Linked DNA regions of Mus musculus: all the other regions are linked to region 1. Evidence: chromatin loops called from intact Hi-C (ENCODE). Cell type or tissue: heart. All regions are shown on one strand. Region 1 holds the start of Pfkfb3 (6-phosphofructo-2-kinase/fructose-2,6-biphosphatase 3). Region 2 overlaps Gm31990 (a long non-coding RNA gene). Region 3 has its middle 8.4 kb from the start of Gm13293. Region 4 overlaps 8030442B05Rik (RIKEN cDNA 8030442B05 gene). Region 5 holds the start of Gm31990 (a long non-coding RNA gene). Region 6 overlaps 8030442B05Rik (RIKEN cDNA 8030442B05 gene).

Evidence for each region. Peaks named below come from ENCODE experiments on the same cell type or tissue, not always from the same donor. Only the 100,000 strongest peaks of a DNase experiment are listed, where the experiment ranks them.
Region 2: a loop joins it to region 1, with 2.6 times the contacts of the local background. A loop is called at or near these places in 7 of 42 quality-filtered maps.
Region 3: it touches region 1 in a loop (5-fold over the local background); 34 of 42 quality-filtered maps call a loop at or near these places.
Region 4: it touches region 1 in a loop (2.2-fold over the local background); 3 of 42 quality-filtered maps call a loop at or near these places.
Region 5: a loop joins it to region 1, with 1.9 times the contacts of the local background. A loop is called at or near these places in 5 of 42 quality-filtered maps.
Region 6: it touches region 1 in a loop (9-fold over the local background); 3 of 42 quality-filtered maps call a loop at or near these places.

Annotation. Positions count from the first base shown.
Region 1 is chr2:11,499,802-11,504,801 of GRCm38, reverse strand. It overlaps Pfkfb3 (6-phosphofructo-2-kinase/fructose-2,6-biphosphatase 3), which reads left to right and starts at 2,712. Exons shown (of 18, transcript NM_001177753.1): 1 at 2,712-3,177. The coding sequence starts at 3,102. It overlaps Gm52500 (a long non-coding RNA gene), which reads right to left and starts at 2,792. Exons shown (of 3, transcript XR_003953759.1): 1 at 1,296-2,792; 2 at 526-648. In heart, CTCF peaks have their summits at 1,507 and 2,613 (motif pointing right); DNase peaks (open chromatin) are centred at 1,491, 2,701, 3,431 and 3,951; H3K4me3 peaks cover 4,302 bases; H3K27ac peaks cover 4,093 bases.
Region 2 is chr2:11,427,218-11,432,217 of GRCm38, reverse strand. All of the region lies in intron 2 of Gm31990 (a long non-coding RNA gene), which reads left to right. Among named protein-coding and RNA genes, the nearest start is that of Gm31990, 18 kb to the left of the region's middle. In heart, no CTCF peak of the experiment used is centred here; a DNase peak (open chromatin) is centred at 2,407; H3K27ac peaks cover 2,577 bases.
Region 3 is chr2:11,328,612-11,333,611 of GRCm38, reverse strand. No RefSeq gene overlaps it. Among named protein-coding and RNA genes, the nearest start is that of Gm13293, 8.4 kb to the left of the region's middle. In heart, a CTCF peak has its summit at 1,936 (motif pointing left); a DNase peak (open chromatin) is centred at 151; H3K27ac peaks cover 283 bases.
Region 4 is chr2:11,372,869-11,377,868 of GRCm38, reverse strand. The region is part of intron 1 of 8030442B05Rik (RIKEN cDNA 8030442B05 gene); the gene reads left to right. Among named protein-coding and RNA genes, the nearest start is that of Gm13291, 9.6 kb to the left of the region's middle. In heart, no CTCF peak of the experiment used is centred here; DNase peaks (open chromatin) are centred at 538 and 2,578; H3K27ac peaks cover 392 bases.
Region 5 is chr2:11,445,042-11,450,041 of GRCm38, reverse strand. Gm31990 (a long non-coding RNA gene) reads left to right here and starts at 2,595. Exons shown (of 3, transcript XR_865971.1): 1 at 2,595-2,761. In heart, no CTCF peak of the experiment used is centred here; a DNase peak (open chromatin) is centred at 1,961.
Region 6 is chr2:11,363,139-11,368,138 of GRCm38, reverse strand. The region is part of intron 1 of 8030442B05Rik (RIKEN cDNA 8030442B05 gene); the gene reads left to right. Among named protein-coding and RNA genes, the nearest start is that of Gm13291, 19 kb to the left of the region's middle. In heart, no CTCF peak of the experiment used is centred here; a DNase peak (open chromatin) is centred at 2,598.

The sequences.
Region 1 (5,000 bases):
AGAGGGCTGTGGAATGTGGACTAGAATGCACAGTACTTTCTTTTGGCTTTAGCAGGGTCTAGATTGTGACTCAATCTAAAGGAAGTTGTCAATCAGTCCTAGTGATTGGAGTCACCTGGCTATAAGTCACCCGACTTAAAGAATGTTCACATTCTTGGCTGTGTCTTCTAAAGAGCTGAGTTCATAATATCCACCTGGGAACCTGGGAGTTAGTGAAGCCCTAGGGGACTGCGTTTGAGGTAAAGATAAGGGTGTATTAACAGAACTAAGGGAGGAATTGGAAGGATGTCTAAACAGCAAAGCTGAGGAGGAAACCTTTGAATGTAGGTGTAGCAAGGTTGGTCCTAAGGAGGATCATGTTGGAGCAGTTTTGCCTTCCACAAACACAGCTTTTACCTGTGGTTGCAAGCCGACAGCTTCAGAGGACCAACAAACAAGTGTGAATTCAGCTGTGTGCCTCACATTCCACCCTTTCCTAGATATCTGGAGCCCTAGGCAGGGTAAAGGTGATTTCCCTTTACCTACCTGGTAGCAGAAGTGACTGGAGAACTTAGTGTTTGTTCTGGGTACCCACTACATTGTTGACTCCAGGAAAGGAAAACTGCCCCATCTGAGAATGCTTAGCTGCCACCTGACTTGAGGACTGACCTTAAATCGAGAGATTTAAACATGATAAAAGAGAAATAAAAGATCGTTCTCCACTGGTACCATTCCCACCACGTTCTCCCTGGCGGTTCCCAGCAATCTGTTCCTAAGCTTTGACATCTGGCCATTTGCCTGGCTTGTAGGTGTGTGCAAACTCAAGCGGGCACCTGGGAACATGGCACAGGCCTGTAATACCAGGCTGAGAAAGGAGCAAGCTTGAGGCCGGCCTGGGCTGCATAGGAAAACTGTCTCAAACAAAGCAAAACAAACAGAAAACCTAGTGGAAACTTTACAAGCGTCCAGGTGCACTATGGTTATTGGGAGTCGGGAGTGGGGAGTCTCCTGGCAGGGATGCACTCTCACCCCCATCCCTTCCCCCTCCCCCTCAGCTTGCAAATACCAGTAAGGGAACCCTTCTGGAGACTACTAGATGTTTTCCTTGTCGAGTCAGTCCATTCTAATTTCAGGAGTGGAGCGAGATTCTCCCTTGGGCTTTCTAGGGTGTCACCTCTGGCATTTGCTCTCACTGAAGAAAAACAAGTTTAAATGTAATGCACCGGGTTTCTTTCTGAACAGCTGCCTGAGCACAGAAATCGGAAGGTCAGCAAAGCTGTCCTGGGGTTGGGGACAGGTATTGAGGAGGGTGGTACCGGAGAGCAGGGTGCAGGAATGGCGGTTAGAGCTGGGAGGTTCCCAAGGGCTACTCGCCAGGTGAGCTCCAGGTCTCCTAAGCTCGCCAGGCTGCCGGAGAAGGCAAGGCGGAGGCCCCAGGCGGGGCGGGCTGGGTTGGGAACAGAGCAGCTGCGCCCGCCGCCGGGGGGCCGGCGCCCTCCCAGCAGAGCATGCAGGACGTGCGCGACGTGTGGCAGCCTCTGCGCAGACTTTTCCACTGCAGTGTGGGGTTCCGCGAGCGCCTCCAATCACAGCTCAGCTTCACCGCGACGTGTGCAGCTTGCGCTAAGCAAGGCAGATCTTCTGAGCGGAGGCTTCCTTCGCTAAAATCACATTTAAAGTGTCTTGTCTCCACGGCCTCCCGTGCAGCGGTCCTCACCGAAAGATCCCTTAGATCGTCGCTGAATAAATGAACTCTGGCGGTTCAACGATTGCCTGTTATGCATGTATCTCCAGCCTATGCAAAGTGCAAAAATCGGAAAGGAAGCGAGGGCATGTTCACATCAAACAAAATATAGCCGGTGTGCTAGAGCGGGCGCGTGGGGGTTGGGTGGGTGACATGAATTTAGGATCTAGCTGTCCCTTGATAGTTACTTTGGGGCTCATAGTCCGGTAATGGGAGAGGGAATGGGGTCTACTTTTAATCACTACTTGCAGAAGGGGTATGGAATATGGCCCATGTTGAAAGGGAAAATAATACCAACCGCCCCCCGCATCCCAAAGTTCCTTTTCGGTCGAACCTTCCTTCCTTCCTTATTTATTTATTGCCCCCCTTCAAGCGCCAGGCACGGTAGCACTGAGTGAGGGGTAGCAACACTACCCAAGCATGTTTCCCGGGGATTCAGGAAAAGTATGCGCCCGTGCCCGGAGGTGGCAGTGTCAGCAATGGCAGGGGACATAGTGGGCGATAATGCACAGGTGTTACCAGGAGGCAGCTCTGACCTGCGTCTTCACTTGGACTGAGCCAGTCCCCAAATCATGTAACTATGGTGCATGGTGTTGGGGCTCCCACGGCTTGTAAGGCTGAACTGGGAAGATGCTTTTACATAGCTCTAGCTCTGTGTGTGTGTGTGTGTGTGTGTGTGTGTGTGTAGGGGTGGAGGACTGTCAACGAACCACATTGGACATTATCAGATCGCTGCTGCCTTCCAAGCACAGATGAGGAAAGTGGCTGGAATTATTTGGGGACTCCGTTCCTGTCTTGCGCCCTTAGGGAATAAACTTAGGGACGGAAAGGAGGACGAAAGAACCAGCCTGGGTTGCAGGAACAGAGCGTGCTGCTCTCGTCCACCCGCAGGGGGCGGCAGCAGGCTGTCTCTTGGCCTTGCCCACCCTTCTCTCCACGTGAAAGGGGGCTGGGACGCAAAGAATGCGGCCCGCCCCGAGGCTGACGCGCCGCGCTACCGGTCAGATCTTAAAAGGCCGGGCAGTGCGTGTGGCATCCCGACAGAACTGGAGAGGAGCAAGTGGCAGTGCTGGGTGTTGGGACCGTGGCTGTCACTGCGCTGGAGCATCCCTGAGCTTTTGAACAGAGCCGACTAGTCAGCAGTGCAGCAGCCGCAACTCCACGCCGCTCTCATCTGTCTCGTGTCTCCGCTCAGGCGATCCTTCCTCCGAGACTCCGCACAAAGCACATTTTCCAAAGCAGTGCAAGGGAGCGCCCAGCCGCGTGCAGGCGGACGCACCCTTCCTGTCCTTTGTTCCGGGGGGATCTGCTGCTGCTCTTCTCCCCAAGTCGGAGTCTTTCCTCCAGGGGTGGCGGGTCGCCGAATACAGCTACGAAGATGCCGTTGGAACTGACCCAGAGCCGGGTACAGAAGATCTGGGTGCCCGTCGATCACCGACCCTCGTTGCCCAGATGTGAGTGCAGGCAGCCACGTGGGGGGCTAGGTTGTAGATTGCGCCGCGTGCAGAGCCCGGCCATTGTGTGTGCAGCGGCTTTGTGCCGGTTCCCCTCTGCGGGAAGCGCACTCGTGCCGGTCGGCCCGGCCCGGCGAGGCGGGGGTGGCGGCCGGCTGCGTCTCCCAGGCTGGGCAGAAGGGGCGCTGTGGCTCCGGAAACCTCCTGTGTGCCCGGCCCGGCCTGGGCTCTCTGGGCCAGCGCCTCCCAGAGGCTGGAGAGACCTGGCTGCTCCGGAGTCACCCTGGCCGACTGCAGCAGGGGCGCGGCCGCCCACACCAACGCCCCCTTTTCTTTGGGTCTCCTCTGGTTCACGGTCTTTTTTCTTCCTCGGATCTTTGCACCTCTGTATATTTCCATCTTCGCCGTCACTCCCGTGACTGCAGATCCTTGGTTGCAGGGATGGTTTATGGGTTGGTGACTAGTGTTGTATTACAGACGCACTCGTTTACCCGGAGCACGGAATTTGCTGGCAGTTTCTCTTAGTGCCTCACCTGTTGCTGCTGTGAACGATTTGGGAAGGTTTCATTCACTTCCATCCCTAGATAGGAAGAGGTGCCTCTGGGAAGAGCGGATGGAATTGCTCTAAGGCAATGCTTCCCTCCCAGGCAGCAGGCCCAGGAGCCCACGGGGGTAAACAGGAGCGAGCTGCCCAGTGGACACGTTGCTCACATCACGTTTGTAGTTTGAGAATCTACTGGCAAAACTGGGAGGTGGTTTCCTGTCACCCTGGGACACTGGAACACCAGGCTGCAGGGTAGGTTTCTCTGCTGTCACGTTTCTCAGGATGGCCATCACAGGACATGACAGCTCTCGGAGCTTTGTGGGTCTGAGTCACTTACTGGTTTCCCTGCCTCCCTGTGGTGCAGTATGAGACCTCTAGCAGGTCTTCCCTGCTGGACCTGTGGGCTTCGGTGGAACTCTGTCCCCAAGACAGTCTCCTTTTCTTTTGCTCAAGTAAGTCAGAGGTAAGGGCTTGGCAAGGGTTCTTCCCCAAACCCTGTCAGACACGTTTATGCACCGGGGCCACCTTTATGAAAATGCCCCAGGGTAAAACCAAGCCTGTGGGACACCTATAATCTCATTACACTGTAGCTGGGAAACTAAGGTCAAAGAATCATGAACCTGGACTACACAGTGAGACCCTGTCAATAAATAATAATAATAATAATAATAATAATAATAATAATAAAAACAGGGAAAGTTGGTAAGTTGGTCAAATTTAGACAGCATGCTGCTTCTGGACTTTTTAGTCAGGCAGATTATAGCGTTTTCTATTTTTTAAACTGAAATTGGTCAAACAATAGGGCCTGGTTTTCTATGTATGTGTACAGCCATGTGATTGCAGAATACATTCTTCCCTTGTTTGGGTCTGAGAGAACCATGGCAGCTTTTGCAAGAACCCAAGTTCAGTGACACTGGCTCAGTGAAAGACATCACCGTGCAGCGGGGCCTCCCCCAGGCTGCAGACCCTGATCGCTAGATTCCACGAGCTTGCACGTCTGTCGGAGCTCAGAGATTTGCACAGAATTGCTGTTGGAACCATGTAGAGTTGAAAGCGGATGTGCCTAAAGCTGACAGATTAAGATGACCAGCTCGCTCACTTCTGGAATTCTTGTGTGTGAGACTGGTGTGTATGTGAAAGAATGTGTAGTCAGACACATTCTTTCACATACAAATATCTGCAGCCAGGGGTTTTAAAAGCATATCCGTATTTTAAATGTTTTTCCCCCCCTATACTAAATTTGGTTTTACTGCAATAGAGAAAATAGGTTTTTTTTTTT
Region 2 (5,000 bases), 73 kb after region 1:
TAAAAAGTCTGTGTTCCCATCTGACCTAGCCTTATAGGCTTCTGGGAATGTCTGTGCATGGGGACCCATTCTCTGCTCTCTAAAGCATTCCTGCCACCACATAATTGACAAGTCTGAGGCCGTTTTCTGTTTATAAAGCACTTCCAATCCTGAGCCCTGCAGGATACAGGCCGTTCTATCATCCTCCTCCAGCTTGAGGCTGTCTGTGAGGAGATGATGGAGAACAGATTAGAGTACATTACAGGATGAATTGTTTCCTCTCATAAAAGATGCATTGGAATTCAAGCTGCTAGAACTTGGAAAAGTTATTGTATAACTCCCCCCCCCCCCCACCCCCCTGAGATAGGATTTATCTATGTAGCCCTGGCTACTCTGGAACTTGCTCTGTAGACCTGGCAGGGCTCAAACTCACAGAGATTCAGCTGCCTCTGCCTTCTGAGTGCTAGGATGTAAAGCATACACCACATGGGCTGTATGCCATTACATGCCATTGTGACTACAGTACCTAACAGGAACAATAGGGCAAAGCTCATTTTGTCTCACACTTCCGGAGGGATTTCAGTCCATCATGGCAGAAGGCAAGACACACAGGCTCCATCTCTGGTGGTGAGAGCAGGGAGTAGAGGGTTGTTCACATGGCAGCAGAAGGGCAAACAGAAGGGGAGCTAGGTTGGAATTACAGTGGGACCTACATCCACCAGTCAGTTCCCACCCAATGAAGGTTGCATGGCTTTGCAATACCCTGCAGCCCACTGGAGAACAAAGGTTTGAAAGATGAGCCTGTGGGTGGCACTTTGGGATCAAACCCAAAGGTGACCTTATTTGGCGATGGGGATCTTTGTAAAGGTATGCAAATTGTAGTCATTAAGTTGAGCCTTAACCCTATGTGGCTGTGTCTTTAAAACAACATGAAATGAAAACATAGATGCAGGGAATATGTGTGTAACCCAGCAAGGGGGTGAAGAGGAGATGGAAGAACGGCTGGAGCTTGTTGGCCACCAGTCTACTTCCTGGTTAAATGAAAGACAGAGTGTAATGGAATAAGGCAGAGAGAGCTAGAACAGGGCACTCTGTACCCTCTTTTAACTTTCGAGTTATACATGTGTGTGCACCCAGATACACATATGTGCATGCACATACAAAGCATACAAAAGAATAAAGAAACAAATATTTTTAGCAGATATAAGTACTTACTTGCCCCCAAGCCTAAATCCTGAGTTTGGTCTCCAAAACTCATATGGTAAAAGCAGAGAGCTATGTTTTCTGCTGACCCTCCCTACAGAGAGAAATTAGAAACAAATCATTAAAACAAACAAAGACAACCAAGAAACTTGTGATAATGTGAAGAGACACAAACAGGAGACCAGGATCTACCAGCCAGGATCAGAAGCCGGGACTAGATCCTTCCTCACAGTTGGAAAAGGAAGCGGTGCTGCAAACATCTGACCTTGGACTTAAATAAATAACATAGGAGTAGGGAGAGAGCTAAGCCAGAGTGTGCTTGCAATGAAAGCTTGAAAGCCTGAGGTTGAGCCCTAGAGCCCGTATTTTTAAAAGCTGGGAGTAGTGGTTCTCTCTCTCTCTCTTTCTCTCTCTCTCTCTCTCTCTCTCTCTCTCTCTCTCTCTCTCACACACACACACATGCATATACACACAAGAGCTTGCATGTATACATGCATGCATAAACATACACATACAAAAGAAAAAGGAGAGATGTATAAAGGATAATGGATTATATGCAAGATTAAGAAGGGAAGGACATCTGTTGAAAAGGATGATCCCAAACATACACAGACATTTGCTGGTAGGCAGGTGGTGCTACTTTAGTAATGCATTAAACAAGAGGATGCAGCAAGATTTAACAATAACCATAACTTCAGAGCAAAGCAGAGGGCAAGTGACCCCAACATAGCGACACCTGAGCATGTTAGGGTCTTGTAAGTGACAGGCACACCTGGGGCTAATGAATGCTGCCTATGTTCATAATTACAAGCACATAAGCACAGGCCATAGGTTCGTGAAAGCAAACAGAATTCTATCTCATTCTAAACTGCATGATATCTAAGAGACTTTTGAGACTGGTCATTAGTCTTTCTGGGTTCCTCTGAGAGGCTGGTGCCATTTTTGTTTGTTTGTTTGTTTTCACTTGTTTGTTTGTCTTGTTTTGCCTAGGGCCTTCTAACCTTTCATCTGGGGCTTTAGGGGCCTTCTGCTAGCTAGAACTGCGTCTTGCTGTCACCACCCTCTCCTCTGCGTTCTCTGTTGTTACAGCAACAAGACCTTGGTCCTGCCGCTCCTGAATTCTCTGCAGAGCTTGCCTGTGACTCAGAGAAGGAGGAGTGAGAGGGCGGGCAGTGAGAAGCAGTTGATTCAGCCAGCTGCATGACTCAGCCAAGCCTTCCTGGATTGACTACAGACAGGAAGTTGCTGCTGATCCCTCACAGGAACCCCATCCTATGCCTTGTGATGGATCACCCAGTCAGTGACTCAGATCAGCTGGGCTCTGCTCGCACAGGGTCACCCAAGTGCTGGTCTCTGGGAGTGTTCCCATGAGCTCATCTTTGAATGCAGCAGCCACACAGCAACCTCCCCCTCCCCCCTCCCCCCAGTTCCTCATGTGGTCTCTTAGAGTGCCTATGGATAGGGAGGAATGGGAAGGAAGCTTTAGTTTGGATCCTGTGCTTTGAATGGAGGGATTATATCAGCATACAGGGAAATATTTTTTGTATGTACATGGGAGAATCCTGTCCTTTGAAGAAATGAAACTTCAATTTCTCAACCCAGAGAAGTACCCAGTGACAGTTGCCCAGTGAGAAAGAACAGGACCAGAAATAGAGAAATGTTTGATCACTTAGAGAACGTCTCTGGCCAAGGGTTACCTTTGCTTTTAGAAGTGTTGGCCTTTTGATCAGGATTGTGAGTGGCATGTTATTTAAATAACCCCACAAATGGCAACAGTGGGGTGCAAATTTATAATCGCAGCACTTGGGAGACAGAGGTAGGCAGATCTCTGTGAGTTCAATCAAGGCCAGCTTGTTCCACCTAACAAGTTCCAAGCCAGCCAGGGCTGCAAAAGGCCACAAACAAACAAACAAACAAACACAGCAAATGAATGACTAGCACGGGGAGGGGAGGGGTTGCTATTTATTTGCATGCATGGGTTGGAAGTATAGCTAAGGCATAACTTAGAAAAGGTATATTTAATAAAAGTGCTACACTTTAAGCGACAAATGGACAAATGGTTGACAATCTCAATCTGGTCATAATGGTGTCCGCCTCTAACCCAGCACTGCAGAGGCAGGGGTGAGTGGATTGAGCTTTTGAGGCCAGCAAGGGCGACAATGCCAAGTTCCAAGGCAGTCTGAGATAAGGTAATGAGATTTGTCCCAAAAACCAAGGGCTGGCAAGGTGTGGTGGTGTGTGCCTTTAATCTTGGCTGGAGCTCAAGGACACAAAAAGTTTACAAGGTCTACAAAAAGTTTAAGGCAATGAGTACTAAACATGAGTGCTTAGCATAAGTGAGCTGCTAGTCTAACTATCAACACCGCCCCACCCCCAATCAAGACCAAAACAAACACCTAACCCCCCAGGATGGTGATGTAGAAGATCACACAGCCTCACATGTATGTAGGCCCCAGATTGCACTGGGGAAACATTTCATGTGTAGGCACGGATATTTGAGAGTCTAGTAGGACAGTAACAGTTAAGTGCACACATCACCTATGAGCATCTCACTTGACTTCTGCTGATGAAAGCTTGGCTCTTTCAGAGCAGCAGCCTTAGCTGAGAACCTGCAGATTGGCAGGGCTAAATAGCCTCTTATAGATAAGACTACCAGCATAATTATTATTAATTTAAAGTATAACTTTAGGTTGTTTATTTTCTACTTCTCAAATGTACATTGGTGTTCTGCCTGCATGTATATCTGTGTGAGGGGGTCAGATTCTGCATTACAGACAGTTGTGAGCTATCATGTGGGGGCTGGGATTTGAACCAGAGTCCTCTGGAAGAAGAGTCAGTGCTCTTAACCACTCAGCCATCGCTCTAGCCCCCAGGTTGTTTATTATTCATTCTCTGTCTTTCTGTCTCTCTCTGTCTCTCTCTCCCCCTTCCCCCTTCCTCTCTCTCTGTCTTTCTCTGTCTCTCTCTTTCTCCCTGCTCCCCCCCCCCATCTCCCTACATATATGTAGTATCCACAGGCCAGAGGAAAGCAAAGATCCCCTGCAACTAGGAGACTGACCTTGTTTTATATGTACTCTCTATGTGTTCTGGTGTACCCATGCGTAGTTCTATGCAGCTTTACCATGGAGAGATTTTCCCAGCAACTCTCAGATCAAAGCCCAGAGTTTCCATATCCCTGTTAGACTCACTCATCAATCCTCCCAGAGGCTGTGCCTCCTCTCTCCCCAGCTCCTGGCAGCCGCCACTTGCTCCATAGCGCTACAATGTTTCATACTACACGGTATGGCACCATAGGAGAACAGAGCAAGAGTAGGTTTCCTTCTGAGATTCATCCAAGTTGCTGCGTGTATTTGTTGTTGTTTTTTAAGCTGGTGGGTAGGAGGTATCCCCTAACATATGCCAGTTTATTTTAATCTCTTCACTCCGAGGGACATTTGGGTGGACTCCAGTTTGAAGCTAATTATGAATAAAATTGTTATCTACCTGGCAATTTAAAAGATAATGCCGCTATTGACCTGCAGACCAAAGGCTTGCTGAGGGCAGAGAGCATTTCTGACCTCTAAGTGCTTAGCCTAGAGTTTTCACAAAGCTATGGAGGAGAGGTTTGAGTAAGTGGATGCAAGACACCATTGCAGGGCATGGTAAAATGCCAGGGCTAAAATCAGTTTCATAAATTGGACAGATTTGAACCCAAGACCTGACTTTATCTGGGAGAACCAAGACAGGCATGTTCTGGAAAGTTCCTCACCAGTCAAAGGAAAGTGAGTAGCAAAACTCCCGTTCCAGGGCCGGGGTGTGAATTAAAGGAGTTAGCATGT
Region 3 (5,000 bases), 170 kb after region 1:
TGCCCTGGAGCCAGCACAGGGCCCCTTCATTCTCTTTCTTTTTCTTTGGCACAGAGAGTGTCTTGCGACAGGTTGAATAAGCAGCCTGAAGGTTTGCCAGCGTCATGAGATGAGGAAGCACAGCAAGAGAAAAAGCGGGAGGCTGGGCTGTAGGGGAGGGGCAGCGGAAGCTTGCCATCATGTGGTTTAAATGGCTCAAACGCGATTAAAGGCGGGCATCAGTGCAAGCCCTTTAGCCTTCCAGGAAGCCTGGCCCTTCCCTTGGGTTGTTTGTTTAGCATGGTCTGGTGGGCTGGTTTGGTTACTTCCCCAAACTCATGAGCAAAGAGTGTTCTAGGTAGAGCGGGGATGTGGTCATTCCAGCCACGGAGGCAACTGAATTTAGGGTACCTGCATCTGAACTTAAAAACTCTAGGTCCAATCAAATTGTCACTGTGAAAAATGTCTGACACAGAGGGGACCATACCGAGTAGAGATGGAGGGAGAAGTAAGTGCTAGAGTTTTGTGTTCTTTTTTCTGCCGCTAGTATGTGGAAACAAATTTGAGCGCACATCTCGTGAGGTGCACATGAGACTGGAGAGAAAAAGCAGCGTTGAAGTTATTAGGCCAGCAGAAGGAACCGGGGTTGGATCGCTGCATTAGATCTGAGCTGAGTTAGTGACCACATGGAGATGTCCCTCATAACTCTCTTCCTAAATTTTCTCACCAAAACACCCAAATCCTTCTGCCCTGGCTTTCCTTAATTTACAACATGACCCCCTTTTAGTGCCCTACGCAGTTAGCTACAGTCTACTCTCTGTCTTCTTCACTCCCTGATCTTAGGGGGAAGACGTCATGGTGTGTTGGTTGATTCTAGAAACCTTGCGACACAGCAGGTGGCTGCAGAGGAATTACTGGTAGTGAAAAATAACAGCCAGCCCCCACCCCTTCTCTTGCAAGTGTCAGGAAGAGGAAGTGACATAGGAGAGTAGACAGCTTGCATTACAACATGGGAGGGTGAGTACCATATCAGGAGACTGACCATGTCTCAGATACCCATGGACAATGCCACTCCTCACTTGGTAAATGACAAGAGTGAAGCTCACTTCAGTTGGTAAGTTTATGGGTCTTCTGCACGGGAGCATTTAAGAAACTCAGCAACAACTATCTCCTGGTTGGCGAACATCTTCTTAGGTGCTGAAAGCATTGCTCATCAGCTCTCTCCTTTCTAGAACCTACTATCTGTGGCTCTTCCTGGGGAATTGTAAGAGAACTGAGCAGACCATGACCCCAAACTCTCTGTCAGCAACAGTATTTGCACTGTCATCTGTAGTGTTCTTTGCTGGTTTCAGGGAGGTTTGCACTGGTCTGTTTGTGTGACCTGAGTGTTTACCCAGTGAATACAATCAATACGATCCTTTCATTGATGAAGAGACTGAGCTCAGGAGGGCAAAGAGCTCCACAAAGACCTGTCTACTGAGAGTCCTTGATCACATGACCTGAGAGGCTCGCTGTCAGGGCTCTGAATCACTTTATGACAAGCAGGTTTTCCCCTTTATTTCCTACAATACACCCCATTCACTAGTATTTATTAATTGTACACAGTAATAATGGGCTCTATTGTGACATTTTGTCCTTGCATCGTACCATCCTTTGGCTAGACATCTTTCTATTACTCTCTCTCTCTTTTTTTTTTTTGAGACAGGGTTTCTCTGTATAGTCCTGGCTGTCCTGGAACTCACTTTGTAAACCAGGCTGGCCTCGAACTCAGAAATCCGCCTGCCTCTGCCTCCTGAGTGCTGGGATTACTCTTGTAGATTGCCCTCAAGCTTCCCTTGAAGGATGCTCACGGTGAAGGAAGGAAGGAAGCAGGAGAATCCAGTTCATTTTGGTTCACAAAACGTTTTCGACGGCAGTAGCATCTTCTGTCACGTTCCTCTGCTGCCCTCTAGTGGTGATCTAGCCTCAAGTTATGTGCGTGAGTGTGTGTGATGTGTATGGTGTGTGTGCATGTATGTGTATATGTGTGGTATGTGTGATGTATATGGTATGTGTGTGGTGTATATGGTGTAATGTGTATGGTGTGTGTGCATGTGTGTGATATGTATGGTGTGGTGTGTGTGATGTGTATGGTATATGTGTGTATGTGTGAGATGTGTATGGTGGGTAGTGTGATGTGTATCGTGTGTGTGTGTGTGTGTGTGTGTGTGTGTGTGTGTGTGAAGGCTAATCTTTATTTTCAACCTGATGGGATTTAGGATCATTCTGGAAACAGATACCTGGGTTTGTCTGTAAAGTACTATCTAGATTATATTAATTGAAGTAGAACCCACCCTGAATGGTCTGGGTTGGAGTCTCTGACTGAACAGAGGAGAAATAGAGCTGAGCAGCCTCAGGCACCACTCTGCTTCCTGAATGCAGAATGTGTGACCCGCTGCCCCACACAGCTGCTGTCCTTTCCCACTGTGGACTGCATCCTTGGAACTGTGAGCCACAACAACCCTTCCTTCCTTGGGATGCTCTTCTCAGGTCTATCTTAGCATTGACTCAAGTGATGAACCCAGTCAGTGTATATATACAGAAGAGAAATATATATATATTTCCCTCCCTCCCTCCCTCCCTCCCTCCCTCCCTCCCTCCCTCCCTCCCTCCCTCTTCCCCTCTTCTGCTTCTCTTCCTTCCTTCTTGTAGCAGTTCGTATTAAAACCGCTCCATGCTCCCAGGTGGGTACTCGAGGCTCCCCTGGACCAGCCAGAGTGCTCTGTATTCACGAATGAAAGACAACAAACACGCTGCGATATTTTAAATATGCCTTAAGTAGCCCAATGGCTGGGCCACTCCTGAACCTCCCTGTGGCTAACACACTCACTTCAGATATTCTTGAGTTATTACTTTCTAAAATCTATCCTGCATCTCTGCTACCCCAGATCCAAATGGGGAGTGGCCCGGGACTGCTTTCCCGTGGTTCTTACATGGCTGCTTCTCTGTCTTCCGTGGCTCTCAAGGCTCTCATGTTTGTACCCTCTTCCTTCCTTCTGCCCTGGGGATTCTCCTTCTCTCTGTCCTGTGTTCCTCTCTGGGAATCCTCAGAGTCCCGCCTCTATCCCCCTGCCTAGCCATTGTCTGCTGGCTCTTTATTGACCAGTCAACAAACCAACCTTGGCAGGGACCAGCAGTGGACGTGCAAATTCCTATGTAAGCAGAAATCAAATCCCCAACACTTCCCTTGCACCTAATGTGTGTGAAACCCTGACTGCAGGACTGAGAATGTGGAGATAAAAGTTTGCGACAATATTCCCTCAGCTAGGATGTTCTGACTTCTCTTCTGCATCGAAAGAAGCAAAGAAGACTTAAAATTCTGCAGAAGAGTAGCGGGAGATGCTCTTGCTCTTGCTGGCTCTTTGGTACAAGGCAAAACTGTGATCCCGAGATGTCAAACCAGGAAATCAGTGGCTTTTAATGCAGTGTCTCCGTACTGAGTTCTGACTACTTCCTCCCTCTCTCCCTCCCCCTCCTTTCTTCTCCCCCCTCCCCCCTTTGTATTCACAGACTGGACAGTGTCTCCCATCACTTGCTCGCACAACTGGAGAGATTGTTTCCATCTGTGCCGCAACATCCAACTTCTAGCACTCTACAGATGGTCTACACTCAGAGGTGGGGGGAGAGAGAGTCCGAAAGGATTTGTCAGGAGCATCCTAGTCAAAACCAAGGCAGGCTCAGTGTAGGTAGACTCCTGTTTAGAACCAGAGGCAGAGGGAAGGGCTCTGAATGTTCTCACGTAAAGGCCCACGTGGCTCCTTTTAATCTGATGCTCTGATAACTGTCCAGCCCAACTCAGAGTCCAGGGCTTTATCCTGGCTGTTCTGGTTCATGAGTCTGGCTCGTTTCCAGGTTGCTGCTGACCTTGTTAGATATCACATGAGATTACTGATAACCACAGAAACAACTCTGTGTACTGTGATGGTATCTCGGAGGACCTAGCATGTCTGTCACACTCTTGCAGACAGTTCTAATCTAGGCATACCTCACTCACAAACGTGAGTGAAAGTGTTTATCTCTCCCACTAGGGAGGAAACAGCTAAGGGCCTTAATGCTGCCAATTGACTTTTCTCTTCCCTATATTTGGAACATAGCTGGGGACCAATAATTTCTCATTTCATTAAGAAAAGGAGGGATGAGTTGGCTTGGTGGTGTGGACCTGTAATTTTAGCACTCTGGAGGCTGGGGCAGGAAGATTGACATTTTCAGATCACCTTGGGTTACAAAGCAAGCTCACACATCTGGATTGTATAGCCACCCCGAATCCTCGCACATTAAATAAAAACAAGCATGAATAATTATTGGCCTCAGCCATACTTACTTCTCATACACAATTACTGTTTTTCATAAGTAGAGTCACTAGGCCAACAGGAATGCATAGGATGAGGATTTATAATCAGAGGTCCCTGTAAACAGCTAAATCTCTGTGGCCAGGTCTGTGACACAAAAGGGCATTTAAGAGAAAGCAAAAGACACCAGGCTACAAAGCCAAGAAGGGCAGGGGGTGGACCAGTTTTTTTTTAAGTGTCCATAGATTCTGATGACTGAGAGACAATTTTCAGGTCTACTTTTACCAATAGGAATAAACCCATTGACAAATTTCCCAGGAAGTTGGAAGGTAAGCACAGAGTGGTCTGGGCGCTGTGGTGGGAGTAAGATGCACTGGACATATCTGGGTTATTTTCAAAGAATATTCCTTTATAATATTGATTTCTACCCTTTTGATTGCCACACATAATTACAGGTGAAAATCTTCTAATGGAATTAAATAAGAGCAATAGTCAGGAAAGAGGAGCGCACATGCATACGATACTCGACAGAAAGCAGCTTAAGGTGGAACTGACATATCTTGGCTCACATTTTAAGAAGGAGGTATGGAAGCCCTAGTATGGGGTGACTGCTACATCGCACTTGCAGTTAGGAAGCAGAGTCAACAGAAGATGAGGCAGGTCTGTGAAGCTTCAAGACTGAGGAGCCTCATT
Region 4 (5,000 bases), 130 kb after region 1:
AGATTTGAATGTGTCTACGTGGTTCCAAGGCAACCTATATACCAAAGTGCTCCACTAGGCTGGGTTTGTAATGGCTTCTATGTCCTGAGACAAACTCAGAATTCATCCCAGCCAATGAATCTCAATCGCCCAGACACAAAGCAGATCTTATGAAAACAGTCATTTGATAGTCTTTAATGTAAAGGACTTTAAGCACAACCTGTTGCGATTTACCCTGGTTTCTAAAATTTACTTTAAAAGCTCAGAAAAAAAAAAACCCCACAGTATAAATCTTCATGGTAATGAGTAATTTTGCTAGAGGCTTATCATAACTGCTCAAGTACACATTCCAAACCAGTCACATATTTACTAGATCTTACAGCTCCAGAGACAAGAGCCAGAGGAGCAATGTCTTCTAGGACATGCTTCCGGACAGCAGAATTATAAATTCAGTCTTTTCCTGTGTTAGTGGCAGAATGTCTGACAGAGCAACTAAAGGAAGTATTAGCTCACTTAGGCTCACAGAGAATTCAGTCCCTTAGGGCGGGGGAAGCCACAACAGCAGGAGCAGGAGGCAGCTGGCCTTGCTGCATTGGCAGTCAGGAAGCAGGGAGAGAGGAATGTTGATTCTTAGTTATGAGCTCTGTCTCTCTGTCTCTCTGTCTCTCTGTCTCTCTCTGTCTCTCTCTCCTCTCCCCCCGACCCCATTCTGGGAACTTAGCCCATAGGGCCATGCTGCTCATACTCATCGGACTCTTCTCACCTCACTTACACCTCTCTGGAAATGTCCTCATTAACACTCTAAAGGTGGATCTCCTAGGCAAGTCTAAATCCAGTTAAGTTGACCATGAATATGAACCACTACAACCACCAAGCACACACACACACACACACACACACACACATCCCACAGGCATGCGTGCACACACTCGTACCATGCGCCGTCACAACTACTAAGCTGAGCAGGTACTCTTGTCTCCTCAGTGGGAGCACTGTCTTGCTACTGGCCTTCAAATCAGCACCTACGCTTCTTAAGGTGTAATTATTTTAATTTTGCACAGGTACAGCTTCAAATTATCTGCCGTGTCATACTATGTTTGCTCTGTCCAACTGACATTTGCGATGAGATAATTATTTAGCCAATGGAGAGATGGCGAGATTAGAGATATACAGAGTCCATCAGGTGACAAATATTTCCTCTTAAACCAGGCAAGCAGTTTGGTATACAAGACAATATTAATGAAGTTAGAAGAGATAATTACATTGTCAGGTGTGGATAGTTAAAGGAACCACAAGTCTATAGTCACACGACTGTGGGAAGAACTGAGAATCTGGGAAATCATTATCTAACCCTTTAGCGTTCTCTATATGTTTGGGAAGAGACAGCTCACCAGTGCGCAGTTCCATTGCACACCAGGATGTGGGAAAGAAAGATCCAGGAAGGCTATGAAAGTGACGACAGAGCCTCAGAAAGGTGAAGCTGCTCTGTGCATTTGAACGTCACCTCATACTTTATAGCTGCTGTAACTTCCTAGTAGGTTTCGTTTCTTGGAATAAGGCAGCGTGTAAATAAATACTCCTTGCTAAGCACACGTGCTACTTCTGAAGCCTTTTAAAACTTCATGTTGCACAGGTGACATGAATCTTGGCCAGAAGCCACTCACTGCAAGCATTTCTTCTGCTGCCTCTCTGCTACGTGTAGCAGAGTGAAGGTCACCATCCCTTATAGTCTGGACATAACTTACATGGGATCTCGGGTGTAAGACAGCAAGCGGCAGTATACCTAGCTGGACAAAGGCAGTTGTCTGAGAAAGAGATTCAAATCTAGAGGAACTACTTGGAGCAATTGGAATCCCATCTAAATACCAGTGAGAAAGGATCACATTGCTTCAACAGTGGGAGGCATTCCTGTTGAATACCAACAGGTATAGGCTCAGACTACACCTAGCACAGGAATGACAATGGAATGTCCTGCCACTCTAGGTAGAAGGTGACAAAGTAACAAGTAACAAAGTAACAAAGTAACAGGGGTTTGGTTTTCTGCCAGGTGGCTGCAGAGACTCCTATACCCCGACTGTGTGTTCCCCGGTGTGGAGAATGTCCTGGGGGGGGGGGTCTGTTAATCCTCCCAACCATCTTCTTTGCAACTGGCCTCTAGCTCCTTTCCAATTTGATGACTCAGAATTTCTAAATAAGAGAAAGGGGGACAGGGTCTTTTGGTTTTTCTTTTACCCACTTCTAAGCTTTTTGTTTTTTTGTTTTTGTTTTTGTTGTTGTTGTTGTTTTGTTTTGTTTTGTTTTTTGCTTTTTGAGACAGGGTTTTTCTGTGTAGCCCTGGCTGTCCTGCAACTCACTCTATAGACCAGCCTGGCCTCGAACTCAGAAATCCTCCTACCTCTGCCTCCCAAGTGCTGGGATTAAAGGAGTGGGCCACCACGCCCGGCTCACTTCTAAGCTTTTGTGTTCTGTTCGAAAAGTCAACTTGGGTTTTCTTGAAAAATCACATATAAACGAAGAGAAGGCCACTAAGGGTAGAGAGGCATGGTTTCTTGTAGTGACTTCCTGCTTCTGCCAAGGCAGACAGCCTGTGTCCTCAGCTCACCCTGGCTCTGGGAGCTGTATGCAAATAAGTGGTTTCAGTGCCTGCCCATAAGAGACTCATGAAGCAAGCAGAAACGAAACAAAAACAAACAAAGCTAAACCCAAAAACCACTGTTACCACCAACTACAAAAAACGCCTCATGACCAATGAATTCCATGAGATTCTTGTGGAGTGTGTGTGTGTGCTAGGGGGCTTTGGGGGACCCACTCTGCTTTGCCCTTTTAGCTGTGAGCGCTCTCAGGACTCACTTCCCTAATGAACTGTACTCAAGAATGGCAAAGAATTCAAAGCATTCACAGGATATATATATATATATATATATATATATATATATATATATATATATTTATAGCCATGTGGATTGCTATTTCTAAGGCTAATTTTCTTTGATGGGAAAACAGAAAAAGCAGTCAGGAGTCTTAAACCAATTTGCTAGACTTATTTCACAACTAGCCTTGATGGTAACCTTTTTCCTTTATTTTTTTTTTTAATTATTTATTTTAGTGAGTGTCGAGTCTCACTTGATAGCTCCAAGCAGGTTTTTGGATTTGTAAGCTTTCTGCCTTCTCCTCTGCACTGCTGGGATGGGTAGGCATGAGCTACCACACAGGGTGAAGTTGTGTTGTTGTAGTTGGTTTTGGTACTGGGGCTGTTAAGCAAGATGTATGTCTACCATTGACATACAGAGTCCCAACTCCGTAGAAAACAAAGTGAGGTAGGGTCTCACTGAGTTGCACAGATTGGCCTTGAACTCACTCTGTAGCTCATGTAGACTTTGAACTTGACAACCTTCTGCCTTAACTTGATGAGTATCTGGGATTAAATAAAGTCCTATGCTACAGGGTCCTGATAAAAGTGGATTTTTGTTTTTGTTTTTTGTCTTTTTTTTTTTTTTTTTTTTTTTTTTTTTTTTTTTTTTTTGGTCATTGCTATGTCCAAAGCAGGAGAAGAGAGGAAGAATTTGTTCTGATTCACAGTTCATGGCAGCAAGGCAAGGGAGCGTGAACATCAGAGAACTGTTCACATTGCACCCATAGTCAGGAGGCAGAGGGTAGTGAATGTTCTCAGCTAGCTTTCTCTATTTTACGGAATCCGGCTCATAGACAATGCTGCCCACATTTAGAGTGGGTCTTCCCAGTTCAAAGAACTTAATCTAGAACACCCAACTGGACATGCCCTAGGAAATACCCAGAGGCCTGTCTCTTCAGCAATCTTATAAGTTGATATTCAATATTAGTCTAGGTAGAAGGACAAAGTAACAAAGTAACAGGGGTCTGGTTTTCTGCCAGGTGCCTGCAGAGATGCACTTTTCATCTGCAAGAATTTTAAAAGGCCAACACCATTGCTGCCATTCAACAGTCATGGGTAGGCTGTGCAGCAGGGTCCCTGCCACAAGGACAAACCTCTCTGCTCTTTGGTTCTGCACTTCTGATAGCCATGTTTGATTTTAATAGTCACCTTCTAAGTGGCACCTATTGATCATGTGATCATCCAGATCTGTGTTTTACCCCAAAGCTGAATGAGAAATGGGAAACCCAGACAGGAAAAACTGAGCTTTGTTATGTGAGGAGTATATAAAATAGATTCAATCAGGAAATAGCTATATTTGTCTCTATTTGCGGTGGTCAAAGATAACAATCGGGACAGATTCTTTAGTTCGTCATTTCCCCTTACGTTCATTCCTAAGCATGGTCTTTAGGTAATTAAGACTTCATTTAAGAGATAAGTGGTCTAGAGTGGTCTAAATAAAACATGGGCCGTGTACACTTCCTCCAGGAACTTTTCAGGCTTCAGGTGGGACCACTACGACAATTGATTAGAAAGCAGTCCCGAATCTGTCTGCTGACCTCTCTCCTTTTCTCCTGTGTATTTTCTAAAGCTTATGTTACCTTAGGTTCATGGGAGCCATTTCAAGATATTTTAAAATATTTTTAGAGCTGAGTGCAAATTTTTACTTTTGATATTTATATTAAGGAGGCAAATAAAAAAGTTAGGGGCTGGAGAGATGGGTCAGTGGTTAAGAGCTCTTGTTGACGCGCATCTAGAGGACCTGAGTTCAGTTACAACTCTTGACATTATGTGGCTCACAACTACCCATGACTCCAGATTCAAGGAGTTTGATGCCCTTGTTTAGCCTTCTCAGGAACCCAAACACATGCGACACACACACACACACACACACTTTTTTTTTTTTTTTTTTTTTTTTTTATGTTTAGAGTAGCCTAACAGAAGAGAGCCGGAAGAGGCAGGAAGCAAAGTTTGGAGGGTCGGCAGGAGCAGTGAAGTGATTCTGGAAAATGATTCTTAGCAAAGGAGAGAGCCGGATCATAGGAAGGATTTGTGAGGCACTGGGCAGTTAGAATGATCAACATGCAGCCATTGGTGGGGTGCAGCAAGGAGAGTGGGAGCCCGAACAACA
Region 5 (5,000 bases), 55 kb after region 1:
TGATGAGAAACCAAGGCTCACAAAGAAACACATCAGATGTCTGCAGGTGGCACTGAAGGGCGACGCTGGATCACTCCCTTTTCACCGAGCAACTTCCCTGGAAACGCCATCCCACTACGTGTCAGAAGCTGTACACTGTCACTTGTAGCAACTGCTACTGGCTGAGGAACCACCTTCTGTTCCCAGGACTGCTTCTCATAGACTCTCCATGCAAATCCCTGCGGCCTGGCCTCCCTTTTCTCCCCTTTAGCCCTAGGTGGTTGCTTTTTCATGGCGGTGTCTGTCCACCTGGCTAGACCCAAGCTTGCTCAGAGTCTCTCTTTTAAGGAGTAAATATGCAATTGTTTCCTTTGTTAGCCTTTGGCTAAGAACGGCTCTACTACCTGTTTAGTTTTATGTCATCTTGACACAAGCTAGAGCCCTCTGAAAGCAGGGAACCTCAATTGAGAACAATGCCGCCATATGATCTGGCTATAGGACATTTTTGTAATTAATGATTGATGGGGGAGGGCCCCCCCACCCATTTTGGGTTTGGCCACTCCTGGGCTGATGGTCCTGAATTCTATAAGAAAGCAGGCTGAGCAAACCAAGATGAGCAAGACAGTAAGCAGCACCCCTCCATAGCCTCTGTTCAACTCCCATCCTCATGTTTCTGCCCTGTTTGCGTTCCTGCCCTGACTTCCTTCAGTGATGAACAGTGACGTAGAAGCATAAACCAAATAAATTTCCTCCCCAAGCAGCTTTGGTCATGATGTTTCTATATAGCAATAGTAACCCTAAGCCCATACCTGTTCTCATTAGTTTAATATTAATTAGACCTGTCCTTTCTTTAAGTATATTTTTTTCAGACTGTGTCTCATATCGCACAGGCTGGTTGCCTACTCACTATATGAAGATGATGATTTTGAGCTTCTGACCCTCCTTTTGATAAGTGCAAGGATTACAGACATGAGTCAACATATGGGACACATCTCATATTGTGCTGGGAGTTGAACTCAGGCCTTTGTGGATGCTAATCAAGGACTCTCCTTATCGAGCTACATCCTCAGCCCATATTAAAGGATTTTGGACAGGGAAACGGCACAAGGACCTGGTATTCATTCCACACATTGACCTGGTATTGGAGTACTTCCCAGAACATTGCACCATCTCAGGGGACTTGTGACAAACAATACAGAGTGCGTTTGCCATGGTACATTAGTGAGGAAACCATGGCAGTTTTTCTCAAAGAACAGTGTGAAGTGGTTTATGTGCAAATGAAAACCACAGAAAGCAATCCTTTAATTCTAGAACAATCAATGTCTACAGCAGCTTCTCAGAGAAATCTGTCAGTTTTGTGAGATGGGTGGCAACTCGTAGGAAGGCAGCAATTCGCAGATGAAACCCAAAGGGCCACTGCCATGGAAACATCATATATGTCACAGTAGATAGGGGCTGAGGCCATCCACCGTAGGAAATGGCCATGTTGCTTACTTACTGGAAGATGTCAAAACTGCTGTGTGTGCTAGAGCACTCTGCTGCCTGTTGACCTGTGGCATCAATTATCTTAATAAAGCTATCCTCTGAAGGACAGTGTATCTTTCATCCCCATCTCCTCCTTTCTCTGTCTGTCCTTTCTCTTCCTCCCTTCTCCATGCTAAGACCTTAGTCCTGGTGTTTAGAAGCTGGCACGGATCTCGGTGGCCAACATTTGTGATGGATAGACAACTTTCGTTCAGCTCCCGTGGGGGTAACATTATCAGCGACCTTAAAAAGAAGCAACAGTTTCTTTTCCCTTCAGAAGCAGATCATGACCCCAAATGAGAAGACTTCATTGCTCAGGGAGGCTGATTTTAACAAAGCCCTCTTCTTGGAGAGAAGAGAGACAAGGACTCTAACAATTAGTCCTCTAAAATGTAGCTCTGTAAAAACAATAGGGAGGAAATAGGCCGGGACATCCGTCTGCCCACTGCTTTTTGGCTAGCCCAGGCCAAGGCAAAACAAAGGACAACACATCCAGATGGTTCAAGAGTTCAGCTCTCTTGGTGCTAAGAGAGAAGAGTGACTTCCTGCCCCATCCCTCTCCTCCTGGTCCAGGCCTCTCCTCTCACTACTGGGACTGTTGTATTTTCTAGACTGAATCCCAAGGACCCTCCTCTTCTTACTTGGGATATCTCACATGCCTTGCCTTTCCTACCAGTGAAATGGATAGTTGGGAGAAGTGGTTCCAAAGAATGAGAAAATAACAATAAATATTTGTCTAGTCAATAGATATTTTAGTCTCAGAACACCCGTGTCCTGCCTTCCCTGAAACTTTGTGAGCTGATCAATAATCTCCCTCGATCCCTCGCTCGAGCCTGTTGTATCTAGGATATGACAAAACTTAGGCTCAGGGCTTTAAAGAATGTTGGTTCTGATCACACAAATTATCCCAGGCAGATCAGTAAGCAAACCGGGTAACCATAGCTACCAGGGGAGCATGAAGTCAGTGTTTTCCTTGTTTTGCTGGATCTGATTTCACTGGTCAATAGGTTCTGAAAGAAAAGCAGTTTTGGGGGAGTAGAGTCTCCCGAGATGGGGAAACTGTCCTTTTATTGGAGATTATTTATTGATTCTTGTTATAGAGGCAGGGTAACCTGTACCCAAGGCTGCCTTCCAAGTCACTATGTAACCAACGATGATTGGCCTGCCTCCACTCCCCAGTACTGGGGTAAGACATATGCATCAGCACCCCTGGTTCAGATGGTGCTGGTGCCAGAATCCAGAGCCTTCTGTGTGCTAGGTAAGGATGCGACCAACCGAGCTACATCCTCAGGCTTATTCATTTATTTTGAAAAAATAATATTAGCATACAAAATAATGGGCTTTGTTGTGGCATTCCCTCTCTTTCACTGTCTTCCCTTGTCTGCTGCCCCAGTCTGGCTGGATCTTCCTTCCCTTAATATTTCTCTGGGAATTTCTACTTTACAACCTGGGACAACGTGAAAGTGTGAGGTGTTACCTTTATGGGTTTGGAAATGGTATTCTTTCCTTTTATTTTATATACTTATTGATTATTAGCTAATTACTTTTTTTGAAACTGTCTTACTCTGAAGCCTGGCCTTGAACTCCAGGCTCTCCTGCCTCCTTGTTGGGACTGCAAGCATGTGCTGTCACGTTGGCTTTCTCTTCTTTTCTTGATGTGTCGAACTTATAGTTTTGTTTGTTAATATTTCAGAGAAACATAGTGGTGTGTGCCTTTAATCGCATCAATGAGAGGCAGAAGCAAGTAGATCTTTGTGAATTCCACGCCAGCCTGGTCTTCATAGAGAGTTCAGACACACACACACACACACACACACACACACACACACACACACACCCCAAAACAAAAACCAACCAACCAAATAAAACAAACAAGCAAACAATAACAAAAACTGCAAACACAACAATAACAAATTATTGTTACATAGTATTTGAACTGACTATGGGGATGTATTTACACCATTGATTGAGGACCGGCTATCTAGAAGGCACTGTTTGTCACGTTGTGGAGGTGACAAAGAGACTCTAGAAGTGGCCTGAGGGAATTGCATGAGTGAGCTGACCTGCAGTCTTTCCAGAGTTTGAGCCTTACCTACAGAGCTTGCCTGTATTGATTCACATGATCCTTTGCTCAGGCTTCATGGGTCTTTTTAGAAGTTCCCTAGGTGATTTTAATATCTGACAAAGGTTGAGAAGCATTGACCCGAAGTAACCTAAGATATCTTCCAGTAGTGACGTTTTGTAAGTTGAAGTCAGTGTAAGGAGACCTCAGATGTTCAGAGGGCAGGGATAGGGTGGAAAGATCTTATCTCACACAAGGTTTCTCCCTCAGTCTGTGGGAGAAGCATTCTGTCAGTCCAGTCTTTGACAGCTATCCCATTGGGCATTGCCTCTGGGAACGGCACCTGACTCCCTTCACTGGTAAGAATATTCCTTTCTCTGCAGTTAGCTGAACCCACAAATCCTAAATGACTTTAAAAAATTTTTTTTTAAAGTAAAAAACATTTTACTTATTCTATGTGTATAGATGGCTTGTCTATATGCATGTCTATGCACCATAGGTGTGTCCGGTGCCAGGGGATCATTGGGTCCCTTGGAACTGGAATTACACATGACTGTGAGCCATCACGTGGGTGGCTGGAAGTGAACCCTGTGCTCTTAACACCTGAGGCCAAACCTCCAGCTTTGTTGTGAGTGTTTTGTTTATGGAGACAGACTCTTGCTGTGCAGACAAGACGGGCCTCAAACTTCCAGGGTTTCTCTGAAGGGCTGGGTTTACAAATATAGTATCAATACATTTGAAACAACTCAAATGGTTCTTGATGTGGACTGAGTTATAAAATATGCTACAAAAGGCCAGGTGTGGTGGTGCACTCCTTTAATCCCAGCACTCAGGCAGAGGCAGAGGCAGAGGCAGAGGCAGAGGCAGAGGCAGAGGCAGAGGCAGAGGCAGAGGCAGAGGCAGAGGCAGAGGCAGAGGCAGAGGCAGAGGCAGAGGCAGAGGCAGAGGCAGAGGCAGAGGCAGAGGCAGAGGCAGAGGCAGAGGCAGAATTCAACTTCAGTCTGGTCCATGAAGTGAGTTCTAGGATAGCTAGGATTACATAGTGAGACTCTGTCTCAACAGACAAACAAACAAACAAACACAATAACAAAATACAGCTAGATATGGCAGTGCGTCTTTGTAATTCCAGTCCTTGGGAGGCAGGGGACAGGGGGATTTCATTTTTTTTTCCTAGTCCCTGAAAAAAGTGATTATAGTATGGAAAATGATGTTATAATTATAGTGAAACTAACACATATATGAAAATATCTGGAGAACATATTGCTGTGTAGTAGGATATCATCTTTCTATCTCTTCTACAATGCACAGGATAAAAGTCACATGGTGTCCTATTAGAAGAGGTCATTTAGCTTTGTAGAAGTCGGCTGGTATCTCCATATATCTATATGTGGTTTATTGGGATGACGTTGATGGCCATTTCCCACTTATCTTCATC
Region 6 (5,000 bases), 140 kb after region 1:
CTTCATCCTTAGTCTTGAGGGAAGATAATAACATTGGAAGCATGTGATCATTAAACCTGGAAATGGGACTGGGCTCAGTCAGCCAAGAGTTTGTCATGCAAGCGTGAGAATGTAAGTTCAATCCCCAGCGTCCACATAAAAAAGCCAGACATTTCTGTCATCAGGGCTAGGGAGGCAGAGATACAGGAGCCCTAGGATTTACTGACCAGACCAGTCAGCCCAATTAGTGATCTCCGGGTTCAATAAGAGACCTTGTCTCAAAAAAAAAAAAAAAAAAAAAAGGTGAAGACTGATCAAAGAAGACACCTACCCATTCCTCATGTCTGGCTTCCATGTGCACACACTAGCACATGTATGCACACATATGAACAAGTGCACATAAATGTTCCTGAATTTATTGGTTGATAAGACTGAGCCACATAGAGAAGAGTGGGGGTGTGGGAAACGTCCTGCCTCTAAAGGATGGAGAGGACTTACTACTTGCTTGGTTTATTTACTGTCAACATAACACATCTGCAAGGAGGGAGCCTCAGTTAGGAACTGCTTCCATCAGATTGGCTGGGGAACATGTGTCTGTGGGGGACATTTTCTTGATTGTTAGTTAATGTAGGAGGGGCCAGCACACTGTAGATGGTATCATGCCTAGGCACTAGGCCCTGAGTTACATAATAAAGCTAGCTGAGCAGAAGCAGAGATAGCAAGCGATTAATCAGCCTTCCTTCATGCTTTCTGCCTTCAAGCTTCCTGCTTGAGGTCCTGCCCCAACTTCCTTCAGTGATGGCTTGTGACCTGGATGTGTGTGGCAGTTAGTGTTAAATTTGTTGTTGGTAAACACCATGACCAAAAGCAAATTGGGGAGGAAAAGGCTTTTGGTTTTTATTTTTCTTTCAAAATATTTATTTATTTATTTACTTATTTATTTATTTTTGTTGTTGTTTTTTTGAGACAGGATTTTTTTGTGTAGCCCTGGCTGTCCTCAAACTTGCTCCATAGACCAGGTTGGCCTCGAACTCATAGAGATCTGCCTGCCTCTGTCTACAAACTGCTGGGATTAAAGGCACACAGCACTACCACCCGGCTCAAGGAAAGGGTTTATCTTGCTTACAAAAGTCATAGCAGGAGCCCAGAGGAGGGAGTTGATGCAAAGGCCATGGAGAAGGTGTGTTGCTTACTGTCTCAGTCCATGCGACTTGCTCAGCCTGTGCTTGCTTTTAGAACCCAGGACCACCTGCCCAGGGGTAGCCCCACCCACAATGAGCTGGGCTCCCTCCGATCAATCACTAATTAAGAAACTGCACTACAGGCTTGCCCACAACCCTATCTTATGGAGTCATTTTCTCAGCTGAGGCTCCCTTCAGATGATTTTAGCTTGTGTCAAGTTGACATGAAGCTAGCCTGCGCAGTGTAAGAAAGCCAACCGAACCCTTCCCCATTGCTTTTAGTTACAGTGTTTTATTTCAGCAACAGCAGAGGCACTTGCCGGTACTGAGGTCTTTTGCTTCACGTTGAGCTGAGTTTTGTTTGTTTGTTTTTTTGCTTTCGGGACAGGGTTTCTCTGTATAGCCCTGGCTGGACTGGATCTCACTTTGTAGACCAGGCTGGCCTCGAACTCAGAAATCCGCCTGCCTCTGCCTCCCAAGGGCTGGGATTAAAGGCGTGCGCCACCACGCCCAGCGCTTGAGCTGAGTTTTAATTCCAGATATGTCTCTGCAAGCAGAGTGACTGTCACCGAGGGACTTCGCTTCTCTTAGTCTTACATTCTCTATCTCTAAAATGAGGTTACAACTAACCCCCTCATCGGGTTGTAGTAAGGATTAAGGTAGGTATTGTCTGTAAAGATGTTAATACAAGTTATTCTTTTCTTAATTCATTGTGTTGATTAATCTTCATTGTCAACTTGATTGGGCCTGGAATCATCATAGAAACACCTTTAGGTGTGAGTATGTGTGTGTGTGTGTGTGTGCGAGCACTTGTGTGTGAGAGAGTTTCCAGAAAGGTTTAACTGAAGAGAGAAGACTCATGCTGATGCAGGCTGTATTACATTTGGGGTCCCAGGAGAATCAGACAGAGACAGGGGGCTGAGCAAACATAGTCATCTCTCTGTTTCCTGACTGTGGGCTCTGTGGCAAGCTGTCTAGAGTTCCAGGCCCCATGCTATCCCGACCATGATGGATTGAACCCTCAAGCTACGAGCTATGATACATCCTTCCTTTCTGGAAGTGTTTATTAGGTATTCTGCCACAGCAATGAATAAAATAAATAATACATTTACTTTTATTGTTTCCAGTGAATGTAGATTACAGAACATCAGAGTCAGAAGGTCTGAGGGCCTGGTCTCAGGCAAAAATTATATTTACATTTATCTTGAACTCAGGGTTGAAGCCAGATTTTAGAAGACTGTTTATTCTGAACCAGAACTTACTGGAGTTGCTCTTATTTTAGTTCCTGGATCCTCTCATGAGATTTGAAATGTGATATTTCCAGAGGGAGTTTTCAGGAAAACCCATGACATCATAGTACAGAGGACACCAGATGGAATTGCCTCCAGGCAAATAGGTCAACACTCTCCAGTAAACCAAAATCCAGATGCACGAGAGAGACCCGGTGTTGCTGACATTCTGTCTGTTGTTGGGTTTTCCCATGGAATGTTCCTCCTAGCCACTCATGGGAAGTCAACACCCACGATCAAAAGGATCAGTTCCGATATAAGCTAAGCTGGGTTTTACTCAGATTGGCTCTGTCTTCCTGAGTAGGCTTAAGCAGATCTATCTTTCGTATACATCTGAGACCTCAGGGACAGCCAGCCTCAGCCTGGGAGAAATGAACAGAAGGGTCTCAGAAGGCCTAACAAAGGCTACAGTAGGCAATCAATATTGGGTAGGGCCTGGCAGAAGAATCAAAAAAAAAAAAAAAAAAAAAAAGAAAAGAAATGAATTAAAAAAGGACACAGAGAACCTGAAGTGTGGGAGAATACTTTCATAAGCATCAATGGTTACATTTTAGCAACTTGTGACCTCTTTCCACCACGGGACATTTATTTTTACTTAGGATGTTACTTTTCAATTTCAGTTTGACACAACCTAGAATCACAGGGAAAGAAAGTCTCAGTGAGCTCTCTACATAGAGCTGGCCAGTGGGCACATCTGTGAGAGATTGTCATTTAAATTAATTGATGTAGGGAGATTAAGCCCACTATGGGCAGCACCATTACCTAGGCCATGAACTGCTTAAAAGTGTCTCCACTTTTAAGATGAGCACAAACAAACAAATAAATAAGTGTGTCTTCATTTCTCCCTTCTCGTGACTATGGATGTGATATGACTAGCGATTTGAAGTTCTAGCTTTGACTTTCCCACAACCCGGAATTGTAAGTTGAAATAAACCTTTTTCTTTTTAAAGTGGCCTTCCACCTCCCACCCCACCCCCCAGGTTAGATGATCACAACAACAGAAATGAAACTAGAACATTCATAATTACTTATGTATCAGTTTTTCTTGCTACGGTCTAAGCACAACACAGACAAGGCCCACCCACAAGATCATAGTTTCCAAATGATAGTGGGCACCTCTGATGTCAAGCTACACAGATATGAAAGGTATAACCTGTAGGTAAACCTCTTTAGATTGTGTTGAATTAAGGACTGTTGACAGAGCTTAAAGCTTGAATTTTGCTGGAAACATCTCAGAGGATTTTTCTTTAATTGGAAGAATTAAAGCTTATCTTGGCCCCTTTCACCAGTGCAGTTTAACTGACTTCAATTTAATAGTCTTGGTAGGTGCAAGGGCAGCTGGCATAGGTACAAAGTGTCTAGTCCCATTAGAAAAGGATTTTTGAGTTCTAGTTTTTGGTTACACGGTCTATTCTATTGGCATGAGAATGTGCTAAAACAACAATGACAGAGACAATGTCCCAATTCTGTCTGGCCATGCCTTGAATCCTGGGAGAGTCCAGGCTTTCCGTAGTTCTCCTGCCTGTTTTCAGTTTACTTAGAACTAGAAGGGTCTGGGATTTTCCCACTAAGTCCTGCTTTCACTTTCTGCTTAAGGTAACAGTCTGTACACTATATGTAACAGCCAGCTGATCGTCATTTGTCCCTGTTAAAAATGACACATGCCTAGGTGAAGGCTCCCGGAGTTTCCTGTTCCTCAAAGCAAACAAAACCTTGTGTTTACAACTGTCAATTTTACTTGCAAAATGCCTGTTATATCTTTTTTTTTCACATTTCCATTTATTTTGTTTATGTATTTATTTACTTACTTTTTAAGTCACTATTTGTCAGAATGTTGTCACCTCTTAGCACAGACTCTTGTTGAAACCACCTGGGACTGGTCCTCTCTTCCTTCAGTTCAGGGCTGTACTTAACCTTGGGTTTGCATGAAAACATCAACCCAAGGAAAACGTTTGTGGTTGGTGACACTGAAGGGTTGGTCCAACTGTCTTAGAATGATTTTCAAGGCCGGGAGGAATGGGGGACCAGTGTGTCTGACATTTCTTCCTCGGGTGCCCTACCCGCCCTGTTTCCTTGTCCCAGTTGATAGCCTACCAATTCCGAACACATCATGTCCGTTCATGCTTCTGTGACTCTGTTGCACCATGTTCCTCCACCCAGGTTATTGCTTTCTACATCTTCTGGGTGGAAACTTACGTACCCATTAAGGCCCATCCAGGTGGAATGGAATCTGTGCAGGCTCCCTTAACTGCTGTGATTGGTTGAATAATCAAAGAGGCGGTTAGTAAAGGAGATGAAAGACTGAAGCCAACACAGCACAGCACTCTCACCTAACATAGCAAGGGCATCCATGCTTGAATTTTGGTGCCAGGCCTTTAAACACTTGTAATTACGTTTAGTTACCGTTGGTGTGAGCATGTGCTTATGCCACAGTGCAGGTGTGGAGGTCAGAGAACAACTACAGGGTTCAGCTCTCTCCTACCGTGTCAGTATGGGGGACTGTAGATAGACTGTCAGGCTTGGCAGCAAGTCTTCCTCTACTGAGCAATCC